2 separate regions of the Homo sapiens genome follow, and region 2 is linked to region 1. The links are chromatin contacts, found by Hi-C or POLR2A ChIA-PET in ENCODE. All regions are on one chromosome and are shown on one strand. The core of a region is the stretch at or near the end of the contact, and the rest is flanking DNA. Distances in the headings are between cores, read along the strand shown.

What was found. A loop is a pair of places that touch in the nucleus more often than their neighbours do. ChIA-PET counts read pairs that join two places held with the same protein, here RNA polymerase II (POLR2A). Pooled maps may share reads with other maps.
Region 2: a loop to region 1 is called in a pooled map, with 6 times the contacts of the local background. The contact joins the promoter of MYO15B here to the promoter of KCTD2 in region 1. A Hi-C loop is called at or near these places in 6 of 50 pooled maps. POLR2A ChIA-PET finds 5 or more read pairs at or near these places in 2 of 52 experiments (GM10248 and H1).

What each region holds. Positions count from the first base shown.
Region 1 is chr17:75,045,016-75,049,799 of GRCh38, reverse strand. KCTD2 (potassium channel tetramerization domain containing 2) reads right to left here and starts at 2,575. Exons shown (of 6, transcript NM_015353.3): 1 at 2,211-2,575; 2 at 472-580. The coding sequence starts at 2,549. ATP5PD (ATP synthase peripheral stalk subunit d) reads left to right here and starts at 2,831. Exons shown (of 6, transcript NM_006356.3): 1 at 2,831-2,875. RefSeq lists enhancers at 2,592-2,886, 2,771-3,356, 3,295-3,364 and a silencer at 2,465-2,894.
Region 2 is chr17:75,586,550-75,589,049 of GRCh38, reverse strand. MYO15B (myosin XVB) reads right to left here and starts at 1,250. Exons shown (of 64, transcript NM_001395058.1): 1 at 1-1,250. The coding sequence starts at 992. RefSeq lists a silencer at 19-148 and enhancers at 1-600, 1,029-1,098, 601-1,434.

The DNA of each region.
Region 1 (4,784 bases), core at 1,326-3,825:
GTCAGCTGCAAACATTTACAGGGAAGCATGAGGCCAGAGTCTTAAAAGAAATGAGGCCAAGCCTTTATTATTTTTGTACAACTGTGAGTTCAAACCAAAATTAAAACTATAAATAATTGAATGTCAGAGATGTCTTGCTTCTTCAGACTACAGACACTCACTGCTAGCACACAAACAAATGTAAAAAAAGGATCGTGACAATTCTGGAGATTCGGAAAGAACTCCTGAAGTTATCTGCAAAGCGGAGCTACCTATCTTCCTTCTCACCCAGGAAGCTGAACAAAGCCTAAGGAGGCTTCCTTAATCATGACTCCCTCAGACAAGACTGGTAGTTTCTGCTCTGTTTCATAAACCTGAAACTATACCTGCACATGCGCCTGATGAAAATGTCAAACAAAATTGAAATCTGTAAAACAACTTTAAAGATTCTACTTGCATTTTGAAAATCCCCAATGCAAACAGTGCGCTTACCTTCTTCTGCCAACTCCTTAGTGATGATGAGTTTCCCGTGGCGGAGGTAGTTGAGGATAGGACCAAAGTAGGTGGGGTCCCTGTCAATCAGATAGGCTCCTGTCTCATCCTGCCAACCAAACACAAGGGTATCATTGTGGACCTTTGAGGAGTATTTTAAACAAAGGCAGGGCAGGATTTCACCATCTTTGTCAGCGCCCCAAGACAACAATTCATTCCATCAGCTAAAAAAGACTTTAGTGATGGCAAATTTTGTTACACATTTGTCACAAACTATTGGTAAGAAAGCTATAGCTTTATGTATCTTGTACATTAAGATCATCTTAGGTAGGGTGTTACAGACAGTCATACTCATTTAGGCGTTTACTTACTGGCTGGAATTTGCAATCTTTGCCTGGACAATAATTACAGTGACAAACATTCTTCTGTAGCGTGTTTGTTATTAAGAAAGGGAGAAAATGCCGTAGCTGTGTAACTGAAATCTTTGCTTGAGATGGACATTCTGACTTTTCCACTGCCTCTGAACTGCATTCCTAATTCCAAGAAAACCTCTGTGTAGTTGGCAATGCTCCTGAGCTCAAGGCCAACATCAGTGGGAGTTTGCACTGCCAGCTGTAATCTCACACACCCCAGCTCTGTGCCCAGAGGAAGCTCGGTACTGCCAGGACTTGGCTCTGAGCAGCTTTAATCCTACTCATCTTTACAGTAAAAGGAACAAGAAGAAACTGGCTTCTATTACCACAAGGAGGATATAGAGTAGATAAAAATAATTCCTTTATAAGCAAGGGTTTTGAAATCTCTTTAAAGTTAGGGCAGGATAGGTTTCCATCAATCTGAGATTTCTTAGAGAAGAGGAATAAACGAAAACAACAAATGTTTACGCAACTCCAGCTCTGTTTTGAGGTCACCAGCTGAGTGCTATATGGGATATAAGATGGTGTGAGTTATGGTCAGTGCCTTTAAGTTGAGAACTTAAAGGTGAATACGTAAAGTTAAAAAGAAATTGACACAGTTCAAACTGGAAATGGTTTAAGTGTCTTGTCACCTCTCAACCCTTTGGTTAGCAGCCATGCATCCTGCCCAAAATTTTCCCGGGAAAATTTTCATTTTCCTTCTGTCTTAGCCTAGATTTGCAGCGGCAAACAGTAACCTCTTTCCAAAAAACGCATTTGATCTAAATATGGACCTAAACCAGTGACTGTTAACAGATAAAAGTTCTGCGACCAGGACTATAGAAAAGCAGTGTGATATCACAAGGAGCGCTTCCTGCAGCTGTGGAAGCCCAACTTGGCAGAGGGGTCCGAGAGGGAGTCTGAGAAAGCTACAAGGATGCCTGAGCTAACCCTGACCCAGTTCTGGATGCATCTGGCACCGGCAGTGGGGGGACTGAAGAGGAGCCAGGGAAAACTCATGCAGATCTCAGTGGGATGTCAGGGGCAGAGAATATGGAGAAGGGGTGTGGAGTGCGTTCTCGTGGGTGCAGGTGGGCGCAGTGTGGGAAGGAGTCTCAGAGAACGAAGGGCGGGGTCGGGGAGAAAGCCAGAGTATGCCTCAGCATGGAAGAAGGGGAGTGGGAGGTCCCTCTGAGGCCCCTGCGAGTAGTGTGGGAGGGAGGGGGAGGATGGGGTCCCGGCCTGAGGGGGCTGCCTGTGAGGAGCGTGTCTCAGGACTCTGGGGACCGATCTACGAGAAACCAGGGGGTTCGAAGGCCCGGGGGCGCGCCCGAGGGCGGGGCACACCTTGTCTGAGTCCAGCTCCGGGTCCTCCTGGCAGCAGAGGCGGCAGAGAAATGACTTGGGCTCCCGGCCTAAGGTCTGTCTGGTGGTCACGAAGTAGGTGCCTCCCACGTTCAGCCTGACCCAGCGGGCCGCGCCGCCGCCCCCTGCCCGCTCGGGTGGTCCGGGACCCGGCTCCAGCGGCTGCGCGACGGCGGCAGCCGGGCGGCCGTGCCCGCGGGGCGTGGGGCCAGCCGGGCGTGGGCTGGGGGGCCCGCGGACTGGGCCACCCCCGTCGCCCACCCCACTCCCGCCGCCCCCTCCCAGCCCCGCCATCGCCGGGTCCAGCTGCAGTTCCGCCATCTTGGACCGCCGCCGCCACCGCTGCTGCCCGCGCGCAGCCGGGCCGGCCCATTTCTCGGCAGGGAGAGCCGGGCCGGCCCATCGGCGGGGGTGGGGCAGAGGGGAGAGGGACGGGAGCGCCCCCAACCAGCGCCCGGGGACCCGCGCGGGGGAGGCGCTGTGCCCGCCCCCGGGAAGATACTTCCGGAACCAGCCCTCATCTCTATTGGCTGATCTGCGAAGCAAGGCCCACCCCCTTGGCTTTGGGGTTGGCTGAGGAAAGATCTTCCCGTGACCCACTTCCGTTACTTGCTGCGGAGGACCGTGGGCAGCCAGGGTCGGTGAAGGTGAGTGGGGCTTGGGGCATTGGATCCGATCCCTGGAGGGCTCCTCTGCTCTGCCCTCTCCAAACCTCACGCCGACCCTTGTCACGCCCCCGTCAAGGACGCTGGGCCCTCGGCTTGCCCCGCTGGCAGAGTGTCCCTTGTGTAGCTGCCGCTCCTCGCCCCGCGATCCCTTCCTCAGCCCTCCTTGGCGCGCGGGGTCAGGGGGGCCCGGCTGTGTCCCAGGCGCCGCTGATGTAGGCGCTGCCACAAGCCGTGTCTCGTGCAGTCCGCTCCCAGCGCGGCAGACTTCAATAGTTTGGTGGGGGGACTGGGGAAACATTACGCAGACAGTGTTAACCTGCCGAGGGACGCTCAGCTGGCTGCGGGGCTGCGCCCTTCCCCTTCGGCAGCTTCCAGGATTCGAACGTATAGAGCGTTCAGGGCTCCTCGGGTGCAGAGTTCGGTTACTCATTCAAGAAAGATTCATTGAGCACCTCCTATGCGCATGATCTGTTCTAGGCGCTGGGGATTAAGCAATAGATTTTTAAGAATTAAAAAAAATTTCGCCGGGCGCGGTGGCTCACGCCTGTAATCCCAGAATTTTAGGAGGCCAAGGCGGGCGAATCGCGAGGTCAGGAGTTCGAGACCAGCCTGGCCAACGTAGTGAAACCCCGCCTCTACTAAAAATACAAAAAATTAGCTGGGCGTGGTGGAAGGCCCCTATAATCCCAGCTGCTCGGGAGGCTGAGGCAGGAGAATCGCTTGAACCCGGGAGGCGGAGGTTGCAGTGAGCCGAGACCACGCCACTACACTCCAGCCCAGGCGACAGTGCGAGACTCCGTCTCACTCACACACACACACAAAGTTATTTGTGACTTCCATTTTCCACTGATGTTGCGGGAAATCAGGGACCCCAAACAGAGAGACCGGCTGAAACCATGGCAGAAGAACGTGGATTGTGAAGATTTTATGGACATTTATTAGTTCCCCAAATTAATACTTTTGTAATTTCTTATGCCTGTCTTTACTGCAATCTCTAAACATAAATTGTAGAGATTTCATGGACACTTATCACTTCCCCAGTCAATACTCTTCTGATTTCCTATGCCTGTCTTGTCTTTAATCTCTTAATCCTGTCAGTTGAGGATGTATATCGTTCCAGGACCCTGTAATAATTGTGTTAACTACAAAAATTGTACAGCATGTGTGTTTGAGCAATATGAAATGTGGGCACCCTGAAAAAAGAACAGGATAACAGCAATTGTTCAGGGAACAAGAGAGAACCTTAAACTCTGACCGCCGGTGAGCCGGGCAGAACAGAGCCATATTTCTCTTCCTTCAAAAGCAAATGGGAGAAATATCGCTGAATTCTTTTTCTCAGCATGGGATATCCCTGAGAAAGAGAATGCGCACCTAGGGGTAGGTCTCTGAACTGGCCCCCCTGGGGCGTACCTGTCTCTTATGGTTGAGACTGCAGGGGTGAAATAAACTCCAGTCTCCCATAGCGATCCCAGGCTTATTAGGAAAAGGAAATTCCCACCTAATAAATTTTGGTCAGACCGGTTGATCTGAAAACCCTGTCTCCTGATAAGATGTTATCAATGACAATGGTGCCCAAAACTTCATTAGCAATTTTAATTTCGCTCTGGTCCTGTGGTCTTGTGATCTCACCCTGCCTCCACTTGCCTTGTGATATTCTATTACCCTGTTAAGTACTTGATGTCTGTCACCCACACCTATTCGTATACTCCCTCCCCTTTTGAAACTCCCTAATAAAAACTTGCTGGTTTTTGTGGCTTGTGGGGCATCACGGATCCTACCAACGTGTGATGTCTCCCCCGGACGCCCAGCTTTAAAATTTCTCTCTTTTGTACTCTGTCAAGCCAGTCGACGCTTAGGAAAATAGAAAAGAACCTATGTGACTATCGGG
Region 2 (2,500 bases), core at 1-2,500, 540 kb before region 1:
GGGTCCTCCGGCCCCGCTCCTGCTGCGGCTCCCGCTTCGCCCTCGCCTGCCGCCGCTGGCACCTGCCCCACCGCCTTTCCGACCTGGTGGCGCGGAGCCCGGGCCGTCGAGGCCTGCATTGTTTCTGGCTCGGCGCCCCGCTGCGCCCGGTTGTCGCTCGCGTCCTTGGCCGGCCCAGTGTCCCGAGGAGCCCGCGAGCTGTCCTCGAAGGTCCTGGAGGCCATAGCTGCCCGAGAGCCCCGTCCAGGTCCGGTCCCCAGCGGACTCGAGTCGGAGTCCCCGCCGGAATGCTCGCTGGCTCCCAGGGGCCCCGTCCCCGACGACCCTTCCCGGCCCCGGGTATCTGCGTGGGGCCAGTCGCTGTCCAGGCCGTCGCTGCTTGGCTCCAGCGCTGACTCCGGCCCGGTTTTTGTCCCTTCCGAGCCCATGTCCGTAGGCTCCGGCGTGGGCCGCAGCTCCCGGGCTGTGCCGCGCTGGCTGCCGCTCTCCTGGGCCTCGCGGGTTTCGCTGTCCGGACAGGAGCTGCCTCCGTCCCCACCCGACGTGTCCCCATTGAGGCTCCTGGGCGTCCGGCGGCCCCGCCGAGCCGAGGGCCCCTTATCTTTCCGCTTCCTCCTACGGCGGCCGCCCAGCTCTTCTCCTCCGGAGAGGCTTCCCTCCTCCAGGCGCCCCCCGCGGCCGCCCCTGGGCCCGCGTCCCTGACGCTGCGCGTTGCTTTGCCTCTCCTGGGCTTTCGGGGACAGCCCAGCCCCTGGGCGTCTGCAGCCGCCGTTCCCCTCTGCAGTGGGCTTCCTGCGGCCACCAGGGGTTCCCTGGCCCCCGGCGGTGGCAGGCTCGGCCGCCGGTTTCGCCCTGTCCGCCTGCCCGCGGTCGGAACGGCGTTCCCGGCTGGGCGCGCCATCCGCGCTGGCCGACCCCGACTCCTGCTCCCCTGAGGCCGGCCTCCCGGGCCTCTCCAGGCGCTGGGGCGCTTTGCGCTGGTTCCTGCCCATGGCTGGCCCAAAGGAGACGGGCTTCCCGACGCCCAGGTCCTTTCCCCTCCCCGGGGATTTGGCCTCCCGCGGTGACCTTCTGTGCAGTGCACCACCCGGCTCTGCTCTCGCAGGGGCTACAGGCTCTACTCCCCGAGGTGCCCGCCTTACAGGACCATCAATAATGCAGAAGGCGGCGGGTCCTGACCCCCTCGGCCAACAATGGAATAGAGGCGCCCAGGAAACAGGAGACGCTACAGCTGCGGACAGGGCAACAGTGCCGCCGGGAGGCGCTGCCAGCCAGGCCAGCCTCGCACCGCGCCAGACTGAGGGGGTCCATGCTCCACTCCCACCTCAGTGCTTGCCCAGCAAGGAAGGGCCCAGAGAACCTGTCTGGACTTCTTCCTTCTGAGGGTTCCAAGGGACTGGGGCCAGGCCCACCCTGGCACACGGCAGCACTCCATGAGTCGCTAGGGTTTTTGTTCTTTTCAATTGTGGAATAAATACAATTTACCGAAAAGTACATAAAACATAAATGTACATCTTGAACTGGTGTAAAACATGCCTGTCTACCTCCTTGGAGTTGTGGAACAGAACCACACCCCATACATTCCTGATTGCCCCAATGTGTGTGTTTTTAAAATATCTATTTTTAAAACAGGTAATACATTCACATAATTCAAACATCCAAACATTACAAGATAAAAGTCTCCCATTCCTGACCCTCAGCCTATGTACTCAGTGTTCCCCTGAGGTTACCCATTTCTGTATTTCCTTGCAAAATTTTCCAGGTTGGCCGGGCGCGGTGGCTCACGCCTGTAATCCCAGCACTCTGGGAGGCCAAGGAGGGCGGATCACGAGGTCAGGAGATGGAGACCATCCTGGCTAACATGGTGAAACCCCCGTCTCTACTAAAAAATACGATAAATTAGCCGGTCGTGGTGGGGGGCGCCTGTAGTCCCAGCTACTCGGGAGGCTGAGGCAAGAGAATGGCATGAACCCAGGAGGCAGGAGAGAATGGCATGAACCCAGGAGGCAGAGCTTGCAGTGAGCTGAGATCACACCACTGCACTCCAGCCTGGGTGACAGCATTTTGTTTGTCTCAAAAACAAAGAAACAACAACAAAAACTTTCCATGCAGAGAAAAGCAAATATTATATTTTTCCCCTTTAGCACAAGTGGTAGCTTATGTAGCTCCGGGGTCTCCACTTTGCCTTTTTCACTTAACAATGTAATCTGGTGATTTCATAATAATACCATAAAAAGCCAGCCTGCCTTCCTCCCTTCTCTCCTCCCTCTCTTCCTTGCAAATAAATGCACCATGGTTGAACCAATTCCTTATTGATGGGTTTCTACATCCAAAGTGGATCCTGGCCAAGTGAGGTGGCTCATGCCTGTAATCCCAGCATTTTGGGAGGCCGAAGTGGGTGGATCACCTGATGTCAGGAGTTCGAGATCTGCCTGGCCAACATGGTGAAACCCCATCTCTACTAAAAATACAAAAATTACCTAGGTGTGGTGGCACATGC